Regions from separate parts of the Homo sapiens genome. Here region 2 is linked to region 1. A link is a loop called in an ENCODE intact Hi-C map of the cell type or tissue named here. Cell type or tissue: PC-9. All regions are shown on one strand. Links, peaks and the distances in the headings refer to the core of each region. The heading gives the core; the rest is flanking DNA.

The links. Hi-C counts contacts between places; a loop is a spot of excess contacts. Peaks named below come from ENCODE experiments on the same cell type or tissue, not always from the same donor. Only the 100,000 strongest peaks of a DNase experiment are listed, where the experiment ranks them.
Region 2: a loop joins it to region 1, with 5 times the contacts of the local background. A loop is called at or near these places in 22 of 110 quality-filtered maps.

What each region holds. Positions count from the first base shown.
Region 1 is chr14:101,763,990-101,778,962 of GRCh38, reverse strand. All of the region lies in intron 2 of PPP2R5C (protein phosphatase 2 regulatory subunit B'gamma), which reads right to left. LOC107984658 (a long non-coding RNA gene) reads right to left here and starts at 14,884. Exons shown (of 2, transcript XR_001750901.1): 1 at 14,677-14,884; 2 at 11,914-13,809. In PC-9, for the core only: CTCF peaks have their summits at 7,626 and 7,826; DNase peaks (open chromatin) are centred at 6,002 and 7,832; H3K27ac peaks cover 1,132 bases.
Region 2 is chr14:102,092,212-102,107,184 of GRCh38, reverse strand. It overlaps a transcript of HSP90AA1 not described here. Among named protein-coding and RNA genes, the nearest start is that of HSP90AA1, 13 kb to the right of the region's middle. RefSeq lists a silencer at 10,402-10,501. In PC-9, for the core only: CTCF peaks have their summits at 8,261, 10,221 and 10,422 (motif pointing right); DNase peaks (open chromatin) are centred at 9,574 and 10,454; H3K4me3 peaks cover 1,405 bases; H3K27ac peaks cover 2,362 bases.

The DNA.
Region 1 (14,973 bases), core at 4,050-12,049:
TCAGCCTCCTGAGTAGCTTAGTCTACAGGCACTCACCACCACATCTGGCTAATTTTTGTATTTTTTGTAGAGACAAGGTCTCACTATGTTGTCCAGGCAGGTCTTGAACTCCTAAGCTCAAGCAATCCAATCTGCTGTGGCCTCCCAAAAGTGCTAGGATTACAGGTGTGGTGAGCCACCGCACCCAGCCTTGGATCTTTTAAAAGTGCATCTGGCTCAAGGTAGTATGATACTGGCATAAGGACAGACATACAGATTGATGGAATAAAATTGAGAGCCAAGCCCATTCACCAGGGAAAGAACAGCGTCTTTAACAAATGATGCTGGGACAACTGGAGAGCCATATGGACAAGAATAAAGGTGGATCCCCCCTCACACCACAGGAAAAAAACGATTTCAACATGAATCACAAACCTAAACAGAAGAGCTGAAACCACACAACTCTTAGAAGAATACAAAGGTAAAGCTTCATGACCCTGGATTTGATAATGGTTTCTTAGCTATGACACCAAGGGTGCAAGCAACTAAAAAGAAAACAGATAAACCAGACTTCATAAAAATTAAACATTTTTGTGCAAAGGATACTATCAAGAAAGTGAAAAAACCCACAGAATGGGAGAACATATTTGCAAATTATATAAGGGTCTAGTATCCAGAATATGAAAAGAACTCTAACAACTCAATAACAAAAAGAAAACCCGATTAAAAAATGGGCAAAGGACTTGAACAGGCATTTCACCAAAAAAGATATACAAATGGCCAAACAAGCACATGAAAAGATGCTCACCACCTTTAGATGTTAGGTAAATGTAAATGAAAATTACAATGACATACTACTTCACACCTGCTGGGATACCTATTCTTTTTCAAACTGAAAAATAACTTGTTAGCATGGCCAGGCACCATGGCTCATGCCTCTAACCCCAGCACTTTGGGAGGCTGAGGCAGGAGGATTGCTTAAGCCCGTAAGTTCAAGACCAGTCTGGGCAATATAGTGAGACCCCTTTTCTACATTAAAAAAAAATAGCCAGGTATGGTGGCATGCACCTGTAGTCCCAGCTACTCAGGAAGCTGAGGCGAGAGGACAGCTTGAGCCCAGGAGTTCAAGGCTGCAGTGAGCCATCATTGTACCATCGCATTCCAGTCTAGGTGACAGAATGAGACCCTGTCTCAACAAAAAACAAGGGTCATAAAGGACGTGGAACTACAATTGGAACCCTTGTATATTGCTGGTGAGAATGTAAAATGGGGCAGCTGATATGGAAAACAGTTTGGTGGTTCTTCGGCAAGTTAAACATAAAATTACCATCCAAAGCCAGGTATGGTGGCTCAAGCTTGTAATCCCAGCACCTTGGGAGGCCGAGATGGGTGGATCACCTGAGGTCAGAAGTTTGAGACCAGCCTGGCCAACATGGTGAAACCCCATCCCTACTAAGAATACAAAAATTAGCCGGGCATGGTGGTGCTTGCCTGTAATCCCAGCTACTTGGGAGGCTGAGGCAGGAGAATCGCTTGAACCCAGGAGTTAGAGGTTGCAGTGAGCTGAGATGGCGCCACTATACTCCAGCCTGGGCAACAGAGCGAGACTCTGTCTTAAACACACAAACAAAAATGACCATCCATATGACCCAGCAATCTCACTCCTAGGCATATACCCAAAAGAACTGAAAACAAGTGTTCAAACAAAAATCGGTACACAATGTTCACAGCGCATTATTCACAATAGCCAAAAGGTAGAAACAACTCAAATATCCATCAACTGATGAAATGAAATGTGCTATATCCAAACAATAGAATATTAGCTATAAAAAGGAACGAGCGTTTGGGAGGCCGAGGCGGGCGGATCACGAGGTCAGGAGCTCGAGACCATCCTGGCCAACATGGTGAAACCCTGTCTCTACTAAAAATACAAAAATTAGCTGGGCATGGTGGTGTGCACCTGTAGTCCCAGCTACTCGGGAGGCTGAGGCAGGAGAATTGCTTGAACCCGGGAGGTGGAGGTTGCAGTGAGCCGAGATCACGCCATTGCACTCCAGCCTGGGCGACAGAGCAAGACTCCATCTCAAAAAAAAAAAAAAAAAGGGAATGAGGTATGACGCACGCTACAACATGGATGGACCTTGAAAGCATTCTGCGAAGTAAAGGAAGCCAGACACAGAAGGACAAATATTGCATGATTCCATTTCTATGAACTATTCAGAATCGGCACATCTACAGAGAGCAGACTGGTAGCTGCTAGAGGCTGGGGGAAGGGGAGTGAGGAGTGACTGCTGGTGGGAATGGGGCTTCCTTTTAGGGTGAGGAGGACTTTCTGGAATAGGTGGTGGAGAGGGCTGCACGACCCGCTGAGCATCCTTGAGTCTTCTGGGCTTATGGTGAGAACAGCAAGGGCCCCACGAAGACAGGGAGACACACACGCTTTGGGAGGATCAGCTGTTCTCAGTACAGAGAAGGCATTAGTGTTGGCTGAATAGGAAGTGAGAAACAACAGGTGTGCTTCCTCAGTTTAAGTGTTTACTCCTAAAATAAAAACTGGGTATCTATCTTAAAATGATAAGAAATCGCAGTAAAAAGGTATGATACTGTTTAGCGATCTGGTTTGGGCAACATCTAAAAAAAAAGGACTTGATTCTTCCCCTTTCGCCCTCTTCTGGAATGCTGGTTACAGGGAACTCACTCAGTGAGGGGAGAGATGACCTAGAATTTACTTTGGCCTCTTGATGTCTGGCTTAATGATGGGAAATTATTTTTCAAACTCAGTATTATCTGTCAAACCCAAATCAAAATAGTCGGCCCTTCCCTTCAGTAGAAGCCACTGAAAGTCGGTGGTCCCAGAGGGTTCCAAGCGAGCACTGTGGCCTCCACGTGTCTGAACAGTGGCTGCACACGAGCACCAGCTGCATTTTCTAGGAGGAAGGCGGGGGTGGAGTGGGGGGGGGGCACAATCTGAAATGCTATTTGAGACACTTGTCGGCCACTCAAATGGAAGCTACGGGAATAAAGAGGAAGTCGTTCCCTCCCCTTCCCAGAGCCTCTCCACTGAACAGACACGGGGTCCCTGGGGGAGGATGTGTCTTGCTGTGAGGATCTGGGATTCTGGAGTCTCTGGCTGGGGGAAGGAGGTGGTGGGGGTGTCTGGAGACAAGGAAAGATGAGGTGGCCAGTCCACATGGCAAGGCAAGGTGTTGCCCAGAAGGGCCTTGAAATTATGCAGGAGTTCAGGTTCCTAGCCAGGGTAGGTGGACTGCTGGCCCTGGGCCCAGCCCCACTGCCAGGCCCACAGGGAGGTACAGAGGCAAAGGGTGTTACCTGCCTCAGTGGTACATGGTCCTCTCCCAAGTCTTCCCAACAAGCATGGCTGCACTTCCTCAGGTAGAGGAAACAAGATGCCAGAGGTGTCCCTCACGCTCAGGGACAACGCCCCATTAGTTTCTAACAGAGACACAGCAAGCCCGAATGTCCAAGTGCCCTCACACCCCACAACCTTCCGTGCAGCCAGGCAACAGCACCCCAGTATATTGGGAGTAAAAGGCAATCTGTGCAGCAGATACATGGAAGTCTATTAGTTTCTCTACTTTGAAATATTTCATGGAAACAGCAAAATGGGCAACTGGATTTGTGACAAAGCCTCTCTCCTAGATGTTTTATCATATAAGGGATTTACCAAATGAAACAAGCAGCTCTTTCCCTTCATTTAAACACTGCAATTCTCAAAATTCACAACTAGATATAAGATATTTATTGTTCAGTTGGGCAGGGCCGAATCACTGATCTCTCAGTATCTCTTAGATGGTGAATAGAGTCAAACAAAAAAGATACCTCTTCCACAGACCATGGCTAGTACTGGTTTCAGATACAGGCCCAGGGACCAATACTAGCAGCTTCTCCAAGTGCTGAACCCGATTTGGATTCCAGTAGGCCGCGGCTGGGAAGCCACAGCCCATGAACCACATCTGGCCTCCTGGTTATTTTTGTAAATCAAGTTTTACTGGCATACACTCACGTCTGTTTATCCACCTGTTGTCTGTGGCTTCTCTCTTGCTGCAACAGCAGAGTTAAGTAGTTGCAGTAGAGACCACGCGCCCCCTGAAGCCTTGAATATTTACTATCTGGCCCTTTACAGAAAAAGGTTTACTGATTCTCGTGCCAGGACAACAATTTCTGGATGAGAGGAAGAAATAAAGGAAAACAGGACAGATTTCCCTGATCAAGGTCGATGATGCACTCACAATCAGCAAACCTCCTGAGCCTGCCTTACAAGTGAGAGTGAAGGAAGAGGCAAGTTACGACCTCCAGTAATAAAAAGATTTGCGGAGGCAGTCACTGGTGCATCTCAGCATAGCAATATTCAACAGATGCAACTTCCATCTGGCAACCACAAAGCAGCGTGGGGCTGGAGGGAGAAAGCAGGTGCTCTGTCCCTACAGAATCCCCCCGAGGCCACGCACTCAGAGACTGGGTATAGCAGAGAATAGGAGTGAGATATGCAGCTGAAAAGGAGATTGATGTTAGGTCTGAATACTGATCTCTCCATAGCCACCTTATCCCCACACACCTTCTCTGCAGAACATTGGTAAACTGAGTGGTTATGACAAGAAAAAGGGATTCTCCAAAGAAACCAGTCTGTCTAGGAAAAACTAAGGCTGCTAATGTAGGAGCTGGCACCTCAAAGCAAATTCTCTGCAGTTTAGTCTCTAGGGGCCAAAAGTCACAAGAGCCAGCTCCCAGCCAAGGCCTCTAAAGCAAGTGGTCAGATGACAAGCCCACCCACAGCCAGCTGTGCCAGTGCCTCATCTTTGCCTGTGTGAACAAAGAAACCCTTCATCTGAGAAGCAAAGTCTTCCAGTTGGTCTCCTTGTTCAGCTCTTGCCCCTCGTTCCCACATAGCAGCTAGGAAGATCCTCTTACTTCCCTACTCAAAACACCCCAGTGGCTTCCCATGACCCTCAGAATAAAAACTCAAAGCCCAACCAGACTCAGTGGTTCATGTCTGTAATCCCAGCACTTCGGAAGGCCGAGGTAGGAGGATCGCTTGAGGCCAGGAGTTTCAGACTAGCCTGGCTGACACAGTGAGACCCCTTCTCTACAAAAAAATCCAAATATCAGCTGAGCATGGTGGTGTGCACCTGTATCTCAGCCACTTGGGAGGCTGAGGAGGGAGGATTGCTTGAGCCCAGTAGTTCAAGGCTGCAGTGAGCTAGGACTGCACCACTGCACTCCAGCCTGGGCAACAGAGTGAGACCCTGTCTCTAAAAACAAAACCCCAAAACAACTCCCCCTCCCTGCCAAAATCCCAAAACCCTGTCTAGGCAGGCTGTTTATAAGATCTTACCCTACCTTGTCTGTGCTCGGCTCCCTACCTCCATCCCTCCTGCTCTGCCTACCCTCACTTTTCCTTAGTCAACTGAACACCTGGCAGTGGACACGGCAAACTCACTTCCTCCATGGGGCCTTTGCACTAGCTGCTGCCTCTGGCTGAATGAATATCTTGCCCTAGATCTTTGCACTGTGGCCTCCTTCTTGACATTCACATTTCACTTTTCATGTCATCTGCTTGGTGAGACCATCCTTGACCACCTGAAGCAGCCTCCCAATCTCCAGCAGAGGGGCTGCCAGAGGGTCCTGTCCACCAGTGGTGTGTGGAGCTATGTGAGTGGTTTTGGTTGTCATCATGGTATTGAGATCCCCAGGGCCATTGCTCTGCAAAGGTGAGACGCTCTCACGCCCAATGTCACTAGTGCCCCGCAGAAAACACCTGCAGCTCCACACTCCACTTCTGTGCCCTCACTGGAGGCAAACTCCACGAGTGCAGGAACTCTGCACCCGCAATGGTGCTCAGCACATGCCAGGTCTCAGAATGAACCTGCTGGATGACTGAGAATGAAGGAATCCCCTGGAGGGAAGCCGCAATGTCAGAGAAATCGGCCAAGATAAACAGGAACATGATACCGAGAGAGGGTATGATCCCTCCAGGGGACAGAAGGGGGACCTGACTCCAGAGCCCAGCCTCTGCCACATTGCACAGCTTCCGTGTTCTGGACAGTGGCCCCATTCATAATCAGCAGGACAAAGTGGCTGTGCTCTGTGAAGCAGGTCTGAGAATGGGAGGAAGGTGAAGGGAGAACCTTGATTTCCGTATTACTTTATTTTTTACTTATTTATTTTTTGAGGCGGAGTTGCATTCTGTCACCCAGGCTGGAGTGCAGTGGCGCAATCTTGGCTCACTGCAACCTCTGCCTCCTGGGTTTCAGGGATTCTCCTGCCTCAGCCTCCTGAATAGCTGGGACTGCAGGTGCATGCCACCACACTCGGCTTTTAAAAAAAATTTTTAATAGAGATGCGGTTTCACCATTTTGGCCAGGCTGGTCTCGAACTCCTGATCTTAGGTGATCCACCCGACTCGGCCTCCCAAAGTGCCAGGATTACAGGCGTGAGCCACTGCACCCAGCCGCATTACTTTATTTTTTAACCCAAAATAAATTTTGTGTTTTGAACCCAAAATAAATAAATAAATAAGAGAAAATGTCTATAAAGAAAGACTAGGAGGACAAAAGGTCGTGACTGCTCTTGGGTCTGTCCAAGTCCCGCTCCTATGGGCAATGGAGTCTTTCTCGTGTGGGTATCAGGTGTAGGCCAACCACAGACCAAGCAGTAGACAGGGCCTCCCTCTCGTCTCACCATGCATTCCCTCTTCTTCTTGCCCTCCTCTTTCCTTAATTTTATCTACTTCCTTCTCTTTTGCCAATATAAGTCTTCTCTTCCTTTAAATTTAACCTTAAATTTGATATTTCATATTAAGAAGATTGATAGGTAACAAAATAAGTTCAATTAAATTAAATACACTCCCATAAGAATTATTTTGGAAAATACTGGTAGGGTCTGAAGTAGCTCTGTCCAGCAGAACTTTCTGTGAAGCTGCAAATGTTCCACATCTGCTGGTCAACAGAGTAGCTGCTGGCCACATGTGGCTACTGAGCACTTGAAATGTGGCCCGTGCAACTGAGGGACTGAATTATTTACATAATTTTAATTTTCATTAATTTAAATTTAAATTTAAAATAGCCATATGCAGCAAACAACAAACATCTTGGCCAGGGCAGGTCTAACCCCTTCAGAGCCCCTTAGTAATTTGATATTACCACCGGGCCATGCCAGCCCTTGGTCAGAGCTAACACCTGCAGGCTGCAGGGTATCTGAAATTAATCTCTTGGGGGCCATTTTTGTGTTGTTGTTGAGATGGAGTCTCACTCTGTCACCCAGGCTGGAGTGCAGTGGTGTGATCTCAGCTCACTGCAACCTCTGCCGCCCAGGTTTTCAAGCAATTCTTATGCCTCAGCCTCCCGAGTAGCTGGGATTACAGATGCCTGCCACCAAGCCCAGCTAATTTTTGTAGTTTTAGTAGAGATAGGGTTTCACCATCTTGGCCAGGCTGGTCTTGACTCCTGACCTCATGATCCACCCGCCTGGGCCTCCCAAAGTGCTGGGATTACAGGCATGAGCCACCGTGCCCAGCTGCTCAATCTTATATTAAGGAAATATATACAAGATAGTGTGGTGGCACACACCTGTAATCCCAGCTACTTGGGAGGCTGAGGCAGGAGAATAGCTTGAACCCAGGAGGCGGAGGTTGTGGTGAGCCAAGATCGCACCACTGCACTCCAGCCTGGGCGACAGGGTGAGACTCTGTCTCAAAAAAATACACACACACACACACACACACACACACACACACACACACACGAGATGAAGAAAAAGCCAAATGCCCTTAATAAAGCATTTTTTTCCCCTTCTGGAGAGCTTAATTTCTAGGCTTGTTCTCTCACTCCCCCAGGTGGAGAACATGAAGATGACAACGCTGTTTGGATTTGGGAAGCAGCACTTCCTTCACTGCAGGAGCACTGGAGAGTCTCTGCTTAAAACAACATACTGATAGGAACGTGTGAGGTGATTAGAGAGGACACTGTGCTAAACCAGACACCGCTGTGCCCTGCCCTTTGGCAGGTACCCAGTGTTTAAGGAAACACTGGAGACCCATCTTCGAATTGAAATATTCCAGATGAATCTTCCCTGTGATTTAGGAAAACATCACCGCATTTCATGTTGGTGGCAGACTGACTCACTCAGCTCCGCTAAGGATGCAGGTGGAAACCTTTCCACCATCACATGGCAGGGCTATAAGTTGCCATTCACCCTGCTGTTGCTTTAATGTAGGAACTTTGAGCTTCTTTCTTGAACTGGAAAATTTTAGATTTCATATCATTTGCTTGATGAGCTCTTTCTAGAATTGCATATACCGTAGCGAAGCTTTTACTGAAGAGGGAGAGGAATGCTGATCTTATCTATTGGCTTTAACCATGATACACACCCTAGGGTCCAATGTGCTTTCTGGAACTCCATAATTTTATGGTAAGCCCGTGTCTCCCTAGACGCTTTAAAGCATCTGATTTTCTCACCCAAAGCTCCAGGTGGCTCTTTACATGAAATGGGTTCCATCTTGTCCCATCCACTCAAGGACAATAAGATCTAACTGAGTGGGGGCCAAGTTACTCCCAAGTACACTGGATGTCCAGAAGCAACAGGTGCTACACTTCAAAAATGATGGAAACAGCCACTACTTCAGTTCCTAACAGGTCTTTATCTCCTCAATCCTCAACACAGTGCTCGCACAGAACAAGACATGCTCAAAACAAACCCTATCTTATAAAACATATTAAATATATATGTAGCTATGCTCTACTGAGAAACATTCCCAAAATAAATTAAGAAACACAAAGCATAAAAGATCACAGAGAAACCTTTACAGTCACTGCCACATAATGACATTTCAGATAACAACAGACTGCACAAATGATGGTGGTGCCTTAGATTGTAACACCATATTTTTATGGTATCTTTTCTATGTTTAGATATACAAATTCTTGCCATTGTGTTACAGGTGCCTACAGGGTTCAGTTAAATGACATGCTGTACAGGTGTGTAGCCTGGAGTGACAGGCTATTCCATATGCCCTAGGTGTGTAGCAGACTACCACCTAGGTTTGTGTTAAGCACATGCCATCATGTTTACAAAACAACAACATTGCCTAACAACACAGCTCTCAGAACGTACCCCCTCATTAAGTGATGCATAACTGTATTTAAATGGAAATCTTATTTTGAAGTGCTTTAATTAAAATAAGATCTTATGAGGCTATACTTTTTACCACTGACCTTTTAACCAAGATCTTATGAGACTACACTTTTTTCCACTGAATATGTAAAAGAAAACTAAGAAAAAAACCAAAATACTCTACTTTTTAAAATTTTCCCAAGACATTAGAAAAAAACCTAAGTACCATAATCTTCTGCTTTAGTATACTGTTATTTATTTAAAATGAATTACACTGAATAAAAATTCTACATTAGAGTTCCCTTATTGGATCAAAAAAGTGATAAATAAGCCTCTTAATAAACAAGTTTTTTATTGTTGTTGCTAATTTACAGTATCAGAAAAATCAGCAACCTAACTGACTTCAAGGTCTCCTTTTCAGTACTTTTAAAACCCACCAACTCAATACTTCTTGACTCTAGGCCCTAATATATATGGCAAGATCAAAGAAGACTCGAGCTCAACTGATGCCTTCAAGGACTGCATCTAGCTAGGAAGGCAAGTCACAGGGGAACGAAGGTCATCTAACACAGTGTACATGACACAGAACTGCATACAGCCAGCCGCTGGTCTAGTAAGTAATTGCTATAAGCATTTAAAATATGGAAGACACACAGTCCAAGATGGTGAGAAACAGCTTCGCTGAAGTTTCTGGATAGATGAGCTTGAGTTGGAGCTAAAAAGATGAAAGGGGCTGGGCACAGTGGCTCACGCCTGTAATCCCAGCACTTTGGGAGGCCGAGGCAGGTGGATCATGAGGTCAGGAGACCGAGACCATCCTGGCTAACACAGTGAAACCCTGTCTCTACTAAAAATACAAAAAATGAGCCGGGCGTGGTGGCGGGCGCCTGTAGTCCCAGCTACTCGGGAGGCTGAGGCAGGAGAATGGTGTGAATCCGGGAGGCGGAGCTGGCAGTGAGCGGAGATTGCGCCACTGCACTCCAGCCTGGGTGACAGAGCAAGACTCCGTCTCAAAAAAAAAAAAAAAAAGATGAAAGGATTCAGATGGCCAGCAGAGAATGGGGGTAGAGCATTCTAAAAGAGGGGTTCTCAAAGTGTGGTCTGGGGTGTGTCCCTTGACCCTTTCAGGGGTCCACAAGGTCAAAACGGTTTTTATGATAACATGAAGATGTGATTTGCCCTTTAAAGCGTCATTATGGGGAGTTTTTCACAGGCTACACATACGAAATCAGAACAGCTTGCGTGCAGGGGCAGACAGCTACCTTCGATGGAGCCGGACGTTAAACAGATTAGCAAAAACAGAGCCATGCCACTTTTCTCAGCAAATTAAAAAAAAAAATTCTTTCCACATAAATGTTTTTTATGTCAACATGTAATGGGTGTTACTGTTATTATTAGATGAACTATTTAAAAACGTTCAGCTTTAATTTCTAAGGAAAAATATCGGTAGATAGATATAACTCACTAAATAAAAGCTCTTTGGGGTGCTTGATAATTGTGAAGAGTATAAAGGAGTGATCTCCCTTCTGTGTGAGCACTCACTGCTGTTCTAAAGGAAATATAATGCTCAGATGAATATGTGCCAGGCATGGTTTGTAAGCAAATGTACATATTTTGGAAAGGTGTCTTTATAGTGCAGTGGCTCAACAGGGGGCGATTTGATCCTCCAGGAGACATTAGACAATGTCCAGACAATGTCTGGATGCATTTTGGTTGTCACAGTTGGTGGGGGCAGTGGGCCACTGGCATCCAGGGGTAAGGCCAGGGATGCTGGTGAATGTCCTACAAAGTAGAGGACCACTGGGCAGCCCCACAACAAAATATCTTGCCCCACAGTCAAGTGTTCAGATGGGAACCCTTGGTCTAGAGCAGTGGAGGTCACAAAGGAGGTACCTGGGGTCTACCGACCTTGCAGCTTGTGATGTAGGACAGGAATGGGGGCTAGAGAAGGGAGCTGCCTAAGGAAGAACCCACCACTCCCTCAAGCCTCAAGGGCAGCAAGCTCAGGACATCTGCCTCCTAACAACCCCAAAGCTCGGGAGCTGAGGCTGCGGCTGCCAGGGATGGATCCTCCCCGCAGAACCTCTTTCTGATGCCCCTGGGCTCTAAGGAAAGACCATGGGGAGGCGCTGGGAAGAGGGAGCCAAGACGTGGCAATTAAAAGCAAATGATTCCATTTACTCCATAATCATTACATATGAATTTCAAAAAGATTTTTAAAGTATTACTTCTCTTGGTCTTCTCTTTCACTCAAGTTCAGCTTAGGGTTGTATGGAAAAAAAGGTGGGAAGAGACTGATGGAAGCTAAGGCATAGGGAGGTTCTAGCGAAAGCCCCAAGCTCAGAAGTGAGCCTACAGGGGTGTCAGGGGCTCTCCTTGGAGGAGTTGTGCCGAACAAAATGACTGTCCTTGTCCTCCTCCTTACTCAGGTAAAAACTCTTGCTACAGAGACTGTGAAAAGGAGTATTTCTTGCAAAGATATTTTTCATAACAATGTTGTTAACATTTAATGGGTGTATTATTAAATATTTTTAAAATTTCAATTTTAATTTCTAAAAAAATTACCCTTCCGCCTAGCACCTATGCGACCTGAGGCGACTGTCAGTCTCCCTAGGTCTAGACCATCAGGGAGTGGTGGCACTGGAATGTAAAGGGACAGATTATAACAGGAAAAAATTTACTAAAGGTAGAAGGTGGCAAAGCTAGCTAACGAGTTGGAGAGAGGATTGTTCTTTCTCTTCAGCAACAGATATTATGTAAGAGTTGCTGTAGAGACTTTCAAACAAAACTAAGCTGAAGCAGGTGTAAAATACATGACAATACTCAAACGACCTTTAATGTGCTTAAAACGAATCACTTTACAAAAAGCATGAACACTTCTAAAAATGTAACATTGGACACAGTACACACACTTAAAAGAAACAACACCCACCTATGGTCTGATCTTACAAAATGGACTTGAGGAAACTCAGAGCAATTTATTAACATTCTAAATAATCATAAAATGTGCCTAGTTATGTTTCCACAGATTTGAAGGTTACACTGAGAACAGATGCTCAAAAGTGAGTCTCCTTTGTCAATCTCCACAGAATTTTCCAACTTCAAGTGACCCATGAGCCCGTTTTTTGCCTCTTTCCTTAAGACTTCCTATGAAATAAATCAGCAATAAGTAGTGGGAAGAAACTTTTATTTCCAGGACACGTGTGCAGAAGCAACAAGTCAAAATTAACCATTCTATCTGAAAGAGAAGAAACATGTACCAACACATGTCATTCAAGGAGTAGAAGTTTCTAGAATAAGGCAAAAGTTACAGGGCAGCAGTTATGACCTTTAATAGAACTTTGTTACACTGAAAGATACAGCCTGCCATACTTGCAGGGAAAATGTCTTTCAAGAAGGGTAACACCCAATTTCTTCCATACATTTAAAAATAGCCTAATCTTAAACTTATCAAATCATTTTAGGGATGAGAAAACAGGGTCACACAAGTTAGGTGACATCATTTATGGCAAAGCAAGAATCGGCATGTTTATTTTCTAACCCCCAAGCTGAAATATTTTCCACTGTACCACTCTACCCTATACTCCAGGACTTCATCTTTCTTACTGAAAAACCCAAACCATCAAATGTCCCCTTGTTCTACCCAAGAATTGTTCTGCAACATACGCCACCTGCTTTCTTGCTTTCTATGAGGCTGAAGACTAGACAGGCAGGAGTTTATTATACAGACCTGCCATATACTTGAAGTAGTGTGTTAAGTCAACCAGAGGCCAAGTTCTTGAATGCTTTCTCTGTTTGGATTATTTCCACGCTGTCTGGCTGCTCTGCCCTGGACAGGTCCCTGCTCTGCACATCTCTCAAGGCTGAGAAGCCCCAACTAGGGTAACTGTCCCATCAGAAGGTGAGTTCACTGGGTAATGGGAGCAACTGCTCATTGTGAAGGTGACATGATGTTAAAAGGCTTGAAAGGGGCTGCATGGTGGCTAACGCCTGTAATCCCAGCACTTTGGGATGCTGAGGCAGACGGATCACCTGAGGTCACGAGTTCGAGACTAGCCTGGCCAACAAGGTAAAACTCCGTCTCTACTAAAAATACAAAAAAAAAAAAAAAAAAAAAAAATTAGCTGGGCATGGTGGCAGGAGCCTGTAATCCCAGCTACTTGGGAGGCTGAGGCAAGAGGATCACTTGAACCCGGGAGGTGGAGGTTGCAGTGAGCCGAGACTGTGCCATTGCACTCCAGCCAGGGAACAAGAGTGAAACTCTGTCTCAAAAAAAAAAAAAAAAAGGCTTGAAAGCAGCATGGGAATGTCAAGCCTATTTAAATTGTTCAGGTTAAAATATTCAAGTTAAGAGTAATACTGAGAGAGAGGAGAGGGAAAAAGTGTGCAATAATGGTTTAATTCACCTGCATGAGTCAATCATATTTGGTAAGTGGGTGGAACTAGAAGTGAAGCAGTGAGCTGAAGACTGAGGGGAAAAAAAACAATAATAAAATTTAAGGGTCAACTCAAAGGTCAAATGAACAGAAGTGTCCCAACTTGTATTCCTGAAAAACAATTTACACAGTGATCTGCCAAGTGTCAAGCTTAATATGCCAGGTTGCCTCTGGTATCCTTATGAGGAAGCAGTGAAGGGCCCAACATTTCAGTGTTTTCAGTGGTAATTTCAAGCTCTGTAGCTCCAGCTCTTAGACAGTAGCACTAGAAAAAATACAAAAAGACAAGTGGGGCATCATACTCAGGCACTGCAGGCCACACCGCAGGTCTCACACGGCTGGCAAACTGCTTTCAAAACACACATTTCACATAGTAGTGATTTTGGTATCTTTGAACTACTGAGATTTTTCAGGTTTAAACTTAACATTATTCATCCTTACAGCCAGGATCTTCCCACTAAAAATAGAAATAAATGATATATACACACTGATGCTCCTTTGTATAAGGAATATAGCTAAAGTAAGAGGATATAGGCACATTAGCAAGAAAGCTCTGGGGAGAAGAAATCTTAGCAGTTTTAATGAAAGATCAAAAGACCAAAAAAAAAAAAAAAAAAGGCATATAGCATATACCTTCATAAAGCACCTACATTTCATCTTCATCGAAATGAATTTAGTCAAAAGGGTGACAGGGAAGAAAGAAACAAGTCAAATCCCAGCATGGCACAGTAAACCTCAGTTGTCTGCTATAAAGACAGGGAGGGACAGACTGGCACAAATGATCCTAACTATTGACATTTAAGGAATCTTTTGGATTTCTGCTTTTTGCTTTGGGGAGGGCAACAGATTTGCTGGAATAAACCACCTGCTGAAGAGGAGGGAGGTTCAGAATACACCAAATGATAGAAAAGAGAGAATGCAGGGCTAAAAAAAAGTCCACTGCAGATCATCGCCAGTTAACTGTGTTTCCCAGACAGAACTGAACTCATTCTAATTTGGCTTACAGGAAGAAGTCTGACACTGGCAAATAAACGTCATTTGTGATAAGACTGGGGCTTCAATGATCCAGTTCTGGATAACTGACACTCTATTAACCCAATTATGTGCTACCCATGGATTCAAAAGGACCTACTGGCTCTGCCTGGGTCCACGCAGCTCCTGGACCCTTGGCCCTAGGTGCTCTAGTTCAACAATTAGTCACAAGGAAGAAAAGGCAAAGGAAAGTGGTGACTCTGCAAATCCTCTGAAGGCACTTCACGGTGTGAAGGAACAGCATCAACCTTGGTCAAGTAGATGCAATGCTCACTTGGCATTCCAGCTGTTCCTCAATGAGGCCAAAGCCAAGAAGCAAAGAAATTTACAAGTGGCCGACGCGCAAGTGCGCGCGCCCACACACACACACACACACACACACAATGTGAACAATAAT
Region 2 (14,973 bases), core at 5,492-13,491, 330 kb before region 1:
CCTCCTTAAAGGGCTCAGGATATGAGGAGGAACTGGCCATAGGCTTAGTTGAAATTATTGTCATTGACAACAGTTCTTCTGTCTATAAAGTTTGAGTATTTGTGCCTTCTCTCAGTATCACTGTATATCATCCCCTAAGCAGTAGATCTATGCTTTCTTAGTTCTTCTTGCCCTAAGAATAACTTTAAAGACCTTTTTTATTTTCCTTAGAATTTCTGGCAAATTACAGCACAGTCCTCCTGACAGTATTTTTCAGGATTGTGTCATTCTTCAGGATCCATCTCTGATTATACTTCCCTTCATCTATATTTTGCCCATCCTCTCAAAACATTAGCTCAACAGGGTGGGCGCAGCGGCTCACACTTGTAATCCTTGCACTTTGGGAGGCCGAGGTGGGTAGATCACCTGAGGTCAGGAGTTCAAGACCAGCCTTGCCAACATGGGGAAACCCCATCTTTACTAAAAATACAAAACTCAGCTGGGCGTAGTGGCAGGCGCCTGTAATCTCAGCTACTCGGGAGGCTGAGGGAGGAGAATCGCTTGAACCTGGGAGGCGGAGGTTGCAGTGAGCTGAGTTGTGCCACTGCACTCCAGCCCGGGCGACAGAGAGAGACTCTGTCTCAAAAAAAAAAAAAAAAAAAAAAAAATTAGCTCAACAGGGAGCTCAGGCGGGCACACTGGTTTCCATTACTACTTCCCTCTTTTCATCTTCATCATGATTATTCATGATTGCATAATCAGGATTTCTTTTTAAAGAAGCTCCCTACTTGATATTAGCTGACAGAACAAAAGGTTCTTGATTAAATGATGGCTCTTCCCTGCTCACTGAAAGTCAAAAGCTAACAAAATACTTTGATCAAAAAATGGATTTTGATATCCATTGTTATGAAAATAGTGAAAAACTTCCAGGAGTAAATGAATAGTTTTGTGGACAGATGCTTTTAGTGGTCAAGAACCATTGATTGAGAAAGCTGTTTCTGAACAAAGAACTGGAAAAGCCAGGCTCTACCAATACACAATGTAAACGTAAATGAACCACACTGCAGGCACCTACTTTCACGGAACTCTCTCCTCCTTTGCCTGAACCGTTTCAACAGCTTTTTTTTTTTGAGATGGAGTCTCACTCTGTCGCCCAGGCTAGAGTGCAGTGGCACCATCTTGGCTCACTGCAACCTCAGCCTCATGGGTTCAAGCAATTCTCCTGCCTCAGCCTCCCGAGCAGCTGGGATTACAGGCGCATGTGCATACCACCACACCCGGCTGATTTTTGTATTTTTAGTAGAGACAGGGTTTCACCATGTTGGCCAGGCTGGTCTGGAACTCCTGACCTCAGGTGATCTACCTATCTCACCCTCCCAAAGTGCTGGGATTACAGGCATTAGCCACCATGCCCAGTCTCAAAAGCTTTCTAATTGTCTCCATGTGTCCAGACTTGTGACCCTCAAATCCAAACACAGCCATGAAGATCTACCTAAAACACAAATCTCAGAATGAATGACCTTCCCTGTGGACAGAGAACACACTCCCCACTGGCAGGCAAGCCCACACCTTGCAGATGCAGGCCCTGTCTCCCTTGCAAGCCCTCTTCCTGCATAGCTCCATGCCTACCAGCTGTGCTCTAGCCACCGCTAGCACCTACCATGCTGATTCTCACCTTTGTGCCTTTGCACACACGGTCCCCTCCATCTGGCATGCCTTCTTCCACTCTGACCCAGGTTGTTCCTTACTACTCAGTTCAGGCGCCATTTGCCTTTGGGAAGCCTTTTCTCGTCCTCACTGTGCCCCCATAACTCCCTGAGGCTATTTTACATCAGGGTATACAAGTACATGTTCTTGCATCTGTCTTTCCAACAGTGAGCTCCCAGGACGAGGAACTGGGTGTTCTTTGAATCCCCAGCCCTAGCAAAGCGCCTGGACATTGTAAACTAGATCAGTGTTTGTTGAATGAAGTTTGGTTTTTTTTTTGTTTTTTTTTTTTGAGACAGACTCTCACTCTGTCGCCCAGGCTGGAGTGCAGTGGCACGTTCTCACTCACTGCAATCTCCACCTCCCGGGTTCAAGCGATTCTCCTGCCTCAGCCTCCTGAGTAGCTGGGACTACAGGGGCGTGCCATCACACACGGCTGAATTTTTTTTTTTTTTTTTTTTTTTAGTAGAGATGAGGTTTCACCATGTTAGGCAGTATGGTCTCGATTTCCTGACCTCGTGATCTGCCCACCTTGGCCTCCCAAAGTGCTGGGATTACAGGTGTGAGCCACTGCGCCAAGCCAAGAATGAAATCTTGTCATTTGCGGCAACATGGATAGATGGGAGGTCATTATGTTAAGTGAAATAAGCCAGGTACAGGAAGACAAATACAACATGTTCTCACTCATATGTGAGAGCTAAAAAAGAGGTAGAGAGTAGAATGATGGTTATCAGAGGCTGGAAAGGGAAAGGAGAGGGAAAGATGAGTCGAAGTTGGTTAATGGGTATAAAAATACAGTTAGAAGGAATAAGTTCTGGTATTCAAGAGTACAGTAGAGAAATCAGTTAATAATTTATATGTCTCAAAATAGTTACAAGACAGGAACTGTAGTGTTCTCAGCACAAAGAAAAATAAGGAGATGGATATCCCAATTACCCTGATTTGGTCATTGCACATTACATACATGCATCAAAATATCACGTGTAGGCCGGGCGCAGTGGCTCACACCTGTAGTCCCAGCACTTTGGGAGGCTAAGGTAGGCGGATCACTTGAGGTCAGGAGTTTGAGACCAGCCTGGCCAACATGGTGAAACCCTGTCTCTACTAAAAATACAAAAAAAATTAGCCGGGCGTGGTGGCGCATGACTGTAATCCCAGCTACTCGGGAGGCTGAGGCAGGAGAATCGCTTGCATCCAGGAGGCAGAGGTTGCAGTGAGCCAAGATCTTGCCGTTGCACTCCAGCCTGGGCAACAGACTGAATGAGACTCCATCTCAAAAAAAATATATCACATGTACCCCAAAAATATGTGAACTGTTATACATCTATAATTTTTTTAAAAACCAACTCCATTCATGATCAGTATCATTGGCTCCTAAGAGGTTGTTTGGAACAAGGCTGCTGATGAGATTCATCCAAGTATCAAACCCACATTAACAATTTCTTTTTTTTTTTTTTTGAGACAGAATTTCAATCTGTCACCCAGGACAGGGTGCAGTGGTGCAGTCTCAACTCACTGCAACCTCCGCCTCCTGTAATCCGAACTCAGCTCACTGCAACCTCCACCTCCCATGTTCAAGTAATTCTCCTCCCTCAGCCTCCCAACTAGCTGAGACCACAGGTGCACACCGCCACACCTGGCTAATTTTTATATTTTTTTGTAGAGATGGGTTTTTGTTTTTTTTTTTTTGTTTTGAGACGGAGTTTTGCTTTTGTTGCCCAGGCTAGAGTGCAATGGTGCGATCTTGGCTCACTGCAACCTTTGCCTCCTAGGTTCAAGCAATTCTTCTGCCTCTGCCTCCCAAGTATCTGGGATTACAGGCATCTACTGCCATACCCGGCTAATTTTTTGTATTTTAGTAGAGACAGGGTTTCACCATGTTGGCCAGACTGGTCTCGAACTCCTGACCTCAGGTGATCCACCCCCCTCGGCCTCCCAACGTACTGGGATTACAGGCATGAGCCACCACACCCAGCCGAGATAGGGTTTTACCATGTTGCCCAGGCTCATCTCAAACTCCTGGACTCAAGCAGTCCATCTGCTTCAGCCTTCCAAAATGCTGGGATTATGGCATGAACCAATGCACCTGACCTCTACAAAACATTTTTCTTAAAATTAGCCAGACATGGTAGTGTGCGGCTGTAGTCCCAGCTACTCGAGAAGCAGAGGTAGGAGGTAGGAGACTCGCTTAAGCCCAGCAGGTTGAGGCTGCAGTGAATCATGATCATGCCACTGCACTAGAACCGAGACCCTATCTGAAAAAAAAAAAAAAAAAAATCAACTCCCACTTCTGCTTTTTTTTTTTTTTTTTTTTTTTTGAGACTGAGTCTCGCTCTGCTGCCCAGGCTGGAGTATATTGGCACCATCTTGGCCCACTGCAACCTCTGTCTCCTGGGTTCAAGTGATCCTTGTGCCTCAGCCTCCTGAGTAGGTGGGATTACAGGCATGTGCCACCATGCCTGGCTAATTTTTTTGTATTTTCAGTAGAGATGGAGTTTTACCATGTTGGCCAGGCTAGTCTCAAACTCCTGACCTCAGGTCATCTGCCCACCTCGGCCTCCCAAAGTGCTGGGATTACATGTGTGAGTCACTGCACCTGGCCCCCCACTTCTTTTTATTTTGTTTCTTTTTTGGGGGGTCTTACTATGTTGCCCAGGCTAGGCTCAAACTCCTAGGCTTAAGCAATGCACTCCCCTTGGCCTCCAAAGTGTTGGGATTACAGGCGTGAGCCACCACTCCCGGCCTTGAGTGCTTATTATGTACTATATTTCCCCATATTTTATCTAAAGTTAGTCTCTAGAATAATCATAGGAAGTAGACATTACTATTCCCATTTGATGAGAAACTCTCACAAGTCGTATGCGTGGCAGAGCCTCTTCTTCATACAGAGTGTGGAACAGGGAACTCGTGTCATTGATGCATTTAGCTTACTTTCCTAAGGGGCTTTCAAGGGGGACACTTCCCCTGGATTCAATTTTCCCCTTAGCCACTAACTTTGAAACCCAACCAGAATTCCAGACCCTTCAGTGCAGCTCTCCTGCAGTTGGTTGAGTCATTAGGATAAGTCTGAATGGAGCCTGGAATAATAACAACTAAGTTCTAGTTTTTGCTGCAGGCCCTCTAGCCCAGTCCAAGAGCACCTGGCCACCCAGAGAAGCACTGCTGGAGTGGGGGATCAGGCCATACAGCATCCACAGAGAAGCCCAGCTCCTTACTGGGACCCTGGTCCATTTCCCAAGTTGAACTTCCTGCAGGAAGAGAACATATCACATATTTTAATCCATTTGACAGTCACAGAGGAAGTCTAAGGAAGCCAGGGCATGCCTGCTTGGGGCTGTCCAAGTTCATCCTCTGCCGCCCTATCTCTGTTATGTTTGGTTTGGAAGTCCAGAAGATTGTGTTTATGTTCCCAGCAGGGCACCTGTTAACTGGTACCAAGAAAAGGCCCAAGTGTTTCTCTGGCATCTGATGGTGTCTGGATCCACCACTCTACTCTGTCTCTGGAAACAGCCCTTCCACGTCTCTGCATTCCCTGTCACCGCGTCACTGGCCTTCAGACAGAGCCAAGGTGCAGGGCAACACCTCTACAAGGATCTGCAGCCATTTATATTGCTTAGGCTACTGGTAAGTGGACTAAGGTTTAAAATTACTATCCTAAACATTTCTAGCTAATGTTAACCATCCATCCAACCAACCGGTGGTTGGAGTCACAGAAAGCTAAAACAATGTCACTCTCTTTATTGTTTATTCCCTGCCTACCCATCCACTGCATTGACATCTACTGAGGGTCCACTACAGGCCCAGGCAATGTCCAAGAGAGTCCCAGGTCCCTGCCTGGAGTGCATGTGACAATCATCATAATACAGGGCTATAGCGCATATATGACAAAGTGCTGTGGGAGAAAAGAGAAAGACAATCCAATCCCTTGGGCTCCCAGAAGAGGTGGCTTGTGAGCTGCGCCTTGAGCACCCACTCACGGAGGACAGCATAAGCAAAAGTGGGGAGGAATGTGGGCAGGAGGGGCGTGAAGAAGCGGGCAGTGGGGTTTGGAGTGACTGAACCCTAGGAGGGTGGTGGTGGCAAGAGATGATGGGGGAGTGTTGGAGGGGCCTGGGCAGGCTATGCTGAGGAGTTTGGGCTTGACCCAAAAGTCACAGTGAACCACGGAAGGGGCTGAGCATTGGAGGAACAGTCACACTCAGTGCCTTAGAACGTCACTCTGGCCTCTGGTTAGACACAGTGGGTGGAACATTTGCATTCATCTGTGTTCCTTCTGGAGCCCTGCTAATATGGCAGTGAACATTATATATGTGTGTATCTCATGCAGCCACAGGACAAAAGAATGAGAGAGGAGAAAGCAGCAGGGGAGAGAAGTGAACCAAATTTTGAATGCTGGGAGGAGATGGACAGTTGGTGACTGACCTTCCCTCAAGCATCTCTGGAGCCACAGCCCCCAGCCGGCTGTGTCCAGCACGTGGTAATTTATTGAACAAGAATGGGAGGTACTAAAATACTGACTAGAAGCTTTGTGATTTGTGGGTAAGGATACAGGAATTTCATTAGAGCCCGTCCCGCCATGTCAGAGTTTATACGTCTTTGAAGCTGGTCAGTTTCTTTAGAGAGGAACTTCACAGATGAGGAAATTGAAGTACATGGAAGTCAAGTAGTCTCTCCAAAGTCACATAGAGTGATAGCAGAGCAGGGATTTAAACTCATGGCCAGTAAATAATGAAAATATAGGATTACTAATCAAAGAAATGCAAATTAAAATCAGAGCTGGGCATGGTGGCTCACGCCTGTAATCCCAGCAGTTTGGGAGGCCCAGGCGGGCAGATCACCTGAGGTTGGGAGTTTGAGACCAGCCTGACCAACATGGAGAAACCCTGTCTCTACTAAAAATACAAAATTAGGCGGGCATGATGGTGCATGCCTGTAATCCCAACTACTCGGGATGCTGAGGCAGGAGAACCGCTTGAACCCGGGAGGCGGAGGTTGTGGGGAGCTGAGATCGTGCCATTGCACTCCAGCCTGGGCAACAGGAGTGAAACTCCATCTCAAAAAAAAAAAAAAAAAAACCAGACTGGAAATTTTGTTTTTTTGAGACAGGGTCTCACTCTGTCGCCCAGGCTGCATTGCAGTGGCCCAATAATAGCTGACAGAACCAAGCCCTGAGAGAATTCACTGTGAGCCTGACGCTCCTAACACTGCTATCCTTCCTCAAAAACCACTGGGAGATTTACCAGCTGTTCGGTTTTAAAGAGAAAATTTTTACATAATAATTGTTTTGAATATTTATAGTTCTTTTTTTTTCGAGACAGAGTTTTGCTCTGCTACCCAGGCTGGAGTGCCGTGGCACAATCTCAGCTTACTGCAGCCTCTGCCTCCCTGGGTCAAGCTATCCTCCCTGCTCAGCCTCCCAGTTAGCTGAGACCACAGGCGCATGCCACCACTGCCTGGCTAATTTTTGTATTTTTTGTAAAGATGAGAGTTCCCTATATCACCCAGGCTGGTCTTGAACTCCCGGACTCAAGCTCTCCACCCAACTTGGCCTCCCAAAGTGCTGGAATTACAGACGTGAATCACCATGCCCAGCCTACATTATAATTTTATTTTTGGAATTTTAAAACAGAATTTAGAAGAGATACCACTAATGACAGGAAACCCAGGGTCCCTGTGAGAACGGAGGGACATCAGGAAACCCGCCGCTGGGCAGTAGCACTAACGGGCTGACACTTGGGAAACAGAAGCAAGCATGAAGCGTCCACCTTCTCACTTAGTAAGAACATCAGCCACTGGCCTTCGTAAAGCAGAGTGTTCTTCACCAGCCCTAAACACACGTGTCACATTTAATTAGCTAGCTGTTTTAATGTGGGGAACAAGATTGAATGTTGACTGAAATGCAATGTTAGGGAGTTCTCTCTCCTGCATTTTTTTTCTTTTTGAGACGGAGTTCCGCTCTTGTTGCCCAGGCTGGAGTGAATGGTGCGCTCTCGGCTCACCACAACCTCTGCCTCCCAGATCCAAGTGATTCTCCTGCCTCAGCCTCCCAAGTAGCTGGGATTACAGGCATGCGCCACCGCACCTGGCTAATTTTGTGTTTTTAGTAGAGATGGGGTTTCTCCATGTTGGTCAGGCTGCTCTCGAACTCTTGACCTCAGGTGATCTGCATGCCTCGGCCTCCCAAAGTGCTGGGATTACAGGCTTGAGCCACCGTGCCCAGCCTCTCCTGCATTTTTAAGTGAAATACAAAATTGTTGAAAAGGTTTTCAATTTATAAGCAGCATGCTGTATGCTTTGGAGTGCTGCTTGGAATAATACATTATGAAGTAGCTTAGAAATTTTTTTAGTTGGCTATTATATATCCCTTAGCCACTCGAAGTATGAACTTAGCATTATGATTTGCCACAACTTATTAATTGGGACTGGGACACATCAGTTTATAAAACATTTGCATAATGCTTGCTTGCTCTAACTTTGGAGAAGGTACAGGGTGTTTGCAATGTGTGGAGGTTTCAGCTCATTCTTGCTCAGCTCTACTTAATAATCCACTTCTACCCTAGCTTTTCTGTCCTCTAGTGAAAGAGTTTAGAACTACATTAAGATAGAAATGGCACCTGGTCCAACTGTCCCATCCCTACTCCTCATTTTACAGACAACAAAACTGAAGCTTGGCCAGGTGCAGCGGCTCAAGGACTGTATCACTTGAACCCCGGAGGCGGAGGTTACAGTGAGCCAAGATCGTGCCATTGCACTCCAGCCTGGGCGACAGAGCACTTTGGGGGACCAAGGCAGGCAGATCATGAAGTCAGGAGATCGAGACCATCCTGGCTAACATGGTGAAACCCTGTCTCTACTAAAAATATAAAAATTAGCGGGGTGTGGTGGCACATGACTGTAATCCCAGCTACTCAGGAGGCGGAGGCAGGAGAATCACTTGAACCAGGGAGTCGGAGGTTGTGGTGAGCTGAGATCACACCACTGCACTCCAGCCTGGCAACAGAGATAGACTTTGTCACAAAAAAAAAAAAAAAAAAAAAAAGGCCAGGTGCAGTGGCTTAAGCCTGTAATCCCAGCACTTTGAGAGGCTGAGGCGGGCAGATCACAAGGTCAGGAGTTGGAGACCAACCTGGCCAATATGGTGAAACCCCATTTCTACTAAAAATACAAAAATTAGCCGGGCGTGGTGGCAGACGCCTATAGTCCCAGCTACTCGGGAGGCTGAGGCAGGAGAATCGCTTGAACCCGGGAGGCGGAGGTTGTAGTGAGCCGAGATCAGGCCACTGCACTCCAGCTTGGGAGACAGAGCGAGACTCTGTCTCAAAAAAACAAAAAAAAAGAAAAAGAAAAACAAACCCGAGGCTTAAAGAGAAGAGACTTGCCCCCAGGTCAGTCAAGGAGGAATAAAGAAGCCAACACTCCCTCTCCCTGGAGGTGGCAGGGAGGGAAGGCATCCGGAAGGGATAATGTTGACCTGTCTCCTAAAGGAGTGGCCATTTTCCAGGGAAGAGGAACAGCATGAGAGCAGAGGTGTGAACTAGCCGGGTGCTGGGGTGGGAGGGCCTTTTATTGCAGGGTTTGGAGATGAGGGCAGAAGCTGACAGGACCAGGTTATAGAGGACCGGTAGGCCCAGCCCAAGAGTCTATAAGGAAGTCTGCACTGAAACTCACAACCCATTCGTGACAAGGTGGCCTGATCAGGGTACCCACTACCTGGTCAATTGGCCACATAGGCAATTCCTGACAGCCAGGTGATCCCTGGCTAGTGTAGACAAAGGAACTATCAGCTCCCCTACCAGGCAGGAACATCACATCTGCTCATTCCTCCTCTAGTTTCAGTTTTAACCCACCCCACCTCGAGGGGTATCTGAGGATAAACAAGCCCTCTGGGCACTGGACGGACCAGCTAGGCCTGTTCTTCCACTGGCTGAACCAGAGGTTGCCCTTGGGGGGACTCAAAGGCCTCTGCTCTTGCATTGGCCAAGACCAGAACAGGAGCAGCAGTGGAGGGGAGAGCCAGCCTGCACCCACCCCCACTTTGTACCCACCACCCTATAGTCGTAAGGGAGATCCTGGGAGGTTTTGGGGAGGAGCAGGGAGGGCTGTCCACAATCCACAATCCCTGGCTCTCTCTACCTTAAGACTCAGCTTGCTTCAAATTTTCCTTTTTTTTTTTTTTAACCCTCCATTCTTTCTTCTTTAAAAAAAATTGCTTTTGCTGGGCGCGGTGGCTCATACCTGTAATCCCAGCACTTTGGGAGGCCAAGGGGGGCGGTTTATCTGAGGTCAGGAGTTTGAGACCAGCCTGGCCAACATGGAGAAACCCCGTCTCTACTAAAAATACAAAATTAGCAAGGTGTGGTAGTGGGCGCCTATAATCCCAGCTATTCGGGAGGCTGAGGCAGAGAATCACTTGAACCCAGGAGGTGGAGGTTGCAGTGAGCTGAGATCACTCCACTGCACTCCAGCCTGGGCGACAGAGCGAGACTGTGTCTCAAGAAAAAAAAAAATTGCTTTCTTCTCTTACACAGTTTCATTCCCACTCCATGAAAGGCTAGAAGCTTTGCCATGAACTTTTCAGGGTGAAACATTAATGATGGTGATCTATACTGGAGGTCACATAATTCTCACTTTCCTGATTCTCCCATACACAGGGAATAACGAAAAAATGAAATTCCTAAACTTCAAAGACATTTCCAACTGGAGGCCCCATATACAACCAATTAGCTGGCCAGTGGGTGGCGCCAAAGGTTTATCACGGCCTTTGGGCGAAGGGTTCCCATTTGGTCCCGCTGGAAAGCAATTCAGTTATCCATTCAGCACACATAGATGGCTGTGTGCCATGTGCTGCGTCTTGAGACGAGAAAGACAGAGTCTAATTTCAATTCACACCAGGGACTAAGAGCTGTGGAGGAGGCATCCAGAGTGAATTTGGCCAGAGCAGGTGATTTCCAAGCCAAGCTTGGCAGACACGTATTTGCCTGGAGAAGGGCATCGCAAGAGGTTCCAGGTGCATTTGGAGAACAACCCAGCATGAAGAGATGATCGGGGGCAGACCGTAGACCCTTGGGCTGCTGCAGTAATCAGAGTGAATGAAAAGGAATGCTGTAATGTTGAATCTGAGGGGCCCTGAGTGCACTTAGCAGGATCTGCTGCCCCTGGAGGCTGGAGGGAGGGGCGAGAGAATGGAGCTGCTGTGAGCTCGGAGGAGGTGAGGCTGGAACAAAACCAGAAAACAATGCAGCCACATATTCTTGGTGCACACCCCACCCCTACCTCCCTTTTCTCCGTATCTATTTCTCTGCCATGTTCTTAAATTACCAGGTCCCCTGGTCAGGTCTGACCATGGTGCCCCATTAGGCTGCCTTGGGGAACTCAGGTGGGTTGTGGGCAGGGCTGGAGGTGCCTTGGTGACATGTGGGTGCCCAGCATTCCAGGTCTGAGAGCACCAAGATCAGGCATGGAGATGGGCACAGGAGGGGGCCTCCCAAGGAAGGTGTGTGTTGCAGGCAGAGGTGGGGTCAGCCAGGCCCTGGGATTTGAATACCAAGAGAGGGACTACAGGCTCAGTGTCCTGGGAGCCCAGGGGTTTTCTGCACTGGGAAGTGGGCAGATGAAAACGGGAATGTAGAATAGATAAACCCAGCAAGACCCAGCTGGAAGTGGAAATGGTGTGGGGCCCTGAGGGCCTGGATCAGGGCAGGACCCTAAGCACAGAGAGAAAGAACGTTTTAAAGGAAAAATCCACCAGACTTGTCAGCTGTCAGAATGTGGGGGCTGAAGGCAAGAGATGAGTCAAAGATGACTCAGAAGATTTGAAGGTGAGTTCAAGGGAAAATGGCAGTACTTTGGGGAAGGAGTTCAAATTCGTGTCCAGGACCCCTGGTTCTGCTAGGAGACAGGAGCATGCCCAAAGGCATCCCACTTGTTTGTATGTTTCTGGCCTGTCCCTCCCCGACTAGAACAGAAGTTCCTGAGGGAGCTGCCTCTGCTCTGTCAGTTCTTTGTGCTTTACTCAGAGGGGCTCACGCACATCTGTCCCCTGCCTGACTCAGAGCAGATGCCAGGGGATGCAGACTGAGGCTTCCGCAGGAGGGAGGCTAGGGAGGCCTGCAGGTGAGGGGTGATAGGGAAGAAAGAGTCCCGCCACCCCTCTCCCACAGGTGCTCCCACACCCAAGCACCCCCAGGACTGGACCCTCTCACAGGCACAGCCTCCTGTCCCCCAGGCCTCTCTTCCTCTGAGATCCCAGGCTTTCTGGCCCTACTGAGACTGCCATCCTGGGAACCGTCTTTGTGCCCATCCATGCCTGTCCCATTGCCTTCCTTCTCAATACATCCCTTCTACCACATTCCTGCTCATGTTCCCAGCATCCTGTTCATTGGAGGCCCATCCACGTGGATGCGCAGCAGACACTGTGGTCCAACAAAGGTGACACTGAACCATTGGCAAGGGTCACCTGCCATCATCTGCCTGAGCCCTATGTTCCCCTGGTGAACACAGCCTCACCCACCCGGGAGCCTCTGGGGCTCCTGTGCTTCACCCTGTTAACTCGCTCCCCTGACCTCTCCCAAGTTTGCCCCTGCTACACCCACCAACTCTTCAGGGACAGGCTCTCCTCAGGTCTCATTGGAAGCGTGCTTCCTACACACCACGGTCAGAGTGGATGCGGGTCAGACTGCAGCTCCTGGGAAGATGCCACAATGCCTCCTATGATCTCCAGGCCACGTTTCCAGTCCCTTGGCCCCTGCCTACCTCTGACTTCAGCTCCAGTGGCCAACCCCTGCCCCAAGAGGGGCTCCGTGTCCCCCTACCCACTGCACTGAAGGAATTTTCCAGCCTCCATTTTCTTTTTAATTCTTGCCTTCTCACTGTTCCCTGGCTAACTCCTAGTATTCCTTCTATATTTCACCGCAGACCCTCAGGGCTCTTGCAAACTCTGTTCCCTCCCTCTCCTGCATGCCCTTCCCCACACTCCCTCCCCACAGCCAGCACCTGCCCTCCTCAGTGCATGGGGTGCCCCTCACCATCCTAGCACTCTTCAAGAGTTTCTAAGTCCACATATTTAGGTGGTGGGGGCTTTATGCCTGCCTCGACCACAATGGTCAGGACCCAATTTTGCTCCCACTTTGACCCAGGGCCTGGACATGGGCTTTTGGTAAACAGATATGAACAGAATGGTGAACAGACAAATAATGAACAGTAAGGCTCCATTTCTGGCTTATCAATGTGGCCAGACATTTTTTTTCAGCCGCACTCAGTGCTGCCAACAGTGGGAGGGGAGGGGAACGAGTTTGCCGGCTTCCCGGCGGCAGCATGTGGTGAATTCAAGAAGTGACCAACCCCAAGCCGGCCTTTGAAGGATGGGTTGAAACTTGCTTGGTGAAGTTTTGGTACTGAAGCATCCCGATTTTATAGTTACTCAATGGAAAAACTGGGTTGCTCCGTGGAAATCCACTTTAGGGTCGACTCTGAAACATCAATGGCCAGCACCCGCTCCCGGGTCCTCCCACCTTCCTTCTTTTTTCTTTTTTGAAAAAAGAAAAAAGACTCAGGCTGGAGTGCCGTGGCACAATCTTGGCTCACTGCAACCTCCTCCCCTCAGGTTCAAGTGATTCTCCTGCCTCAGCCTCCTGAGTAGCTGGGATTACAGGTGCATGCCACCATGCCTGGCTAATTCTTTGTATTTTTAGTAGAGCTGGGGTTTCACCACGTTGGCCAGGCTGGTCTCTAACTCCTGACCTCAGGTGATCCACTCGCCTCGGCCTCCCAAAATGCTGGGAGTAAAGGCATCAGCTACCTCGCCTGGCCCTTTCACATCCCTTCTATGGTCACACCTATTGTAGAGAGATTTAGACCAAAGCACAGAGAGGCTGAGAAGCTTGCTCACAGTCACACAGCCAGCGAGTGGCAGGACCAGAATTCACAATCTGGCTCCAGACCCGTGCTTTAACTGATGCCATCTTTCTCGGAAACTGTGTCTCCAAGAAATGACAGAATTTTTTTTTTTTTTTTTTTGAGACGGAGTCTTGCTCTGTCACCAGGCTGGAGTGCAGTGGTGTGCTCTCGGGTTTAAGCGGTTCTCTTGCCTCAGCCTCCCGAGTAGCTGGGATTACAGGCATATGCCACCACGCCCAGCTAATTTTTGTATTTTTAGTAGAGACAGCGTTTCACCATGTTGGCCAGGATGGTCTCAATCTCTTGACCTTGTGATCCGCCCGCCTTGGCCTCCGAAAGTGCTGGGATTACAGGCGTGAGCCACTGCACCCGGCCTTTTTTTTTTTAAATATATATATATATATTTTTTAATTTACTTTTCCCACACTACACTGATTTACAATTTTTCTTTCCTAAGTATGAACCACTTAATTTTCCTATATAACTATAGGTTGATCCTGAACATTTCTTCAACTTTCTACAAGGTTTGCTAAACATTGATTATTTAAAAACAGCTGTTGGCTGGGCGCGGTGGTTCACGCCCGTAACCCCAGCATTTTGGGAGGCCGAGGCAGGCGGATCACGTGAGGCCAGGAGTTCAAGACCAGCTTGGGCAACTTGGTGAAACCATGTCTCTATTAAAAAGCAAAAATTAGCTGGGCATGGTGGCGCACGTGTCCCAGCTACTTAGGTGGCTGAAGCATGAGAGTTACTTGAACTGAGGAGGCAGAGGCTGCAGTGAGCCGAGATTTTGCCACTGCACTCCAGCCTGAGTGACAGACCCTGTCTCAAAAAAATAAAAACAACAATAAACTGCACATGTTTAAAGTACAATTTGATGTATTTCAACATATGTATATACCTAGGAAACCATCACTACAATCAAAATAATGAAGATTCATCATCCAAAAGTTTCCTCAGGTCCCTGTGATCCTTCCCTCCTGCCCCTGTCTGCCCCACCTCCTACAGGCAACCAGTGATCTGCTTTTTGTCACTATAGATTAGTTTGCATTTTCTAAAATTTTATATAAATGACTGACTGGCATCTTTCTCAGCATAATTATTTTTCAAAAAGAACATTTAAACAAAATAGACCATATTCTGGGCCATTAAACAAGGCCCAATAAATTTAAAAGGATTTAAATCATGCAAAGTATGTTCTCTGACCACAATGGAATTAAATATTAGAAATCAATAATAGCATGGTGGCTCACTCCTGTAATCCCAGGATTTTGCGACACCGAGGCAGGCACATCACTTGAGGCCAGGAGTTTGAGACCAGCCTGGTGAACATGGTGAAAGCCCATCTCTACTAAAAATACAAAAAAGTCAGCCAGGTGTGGTGACGCATGC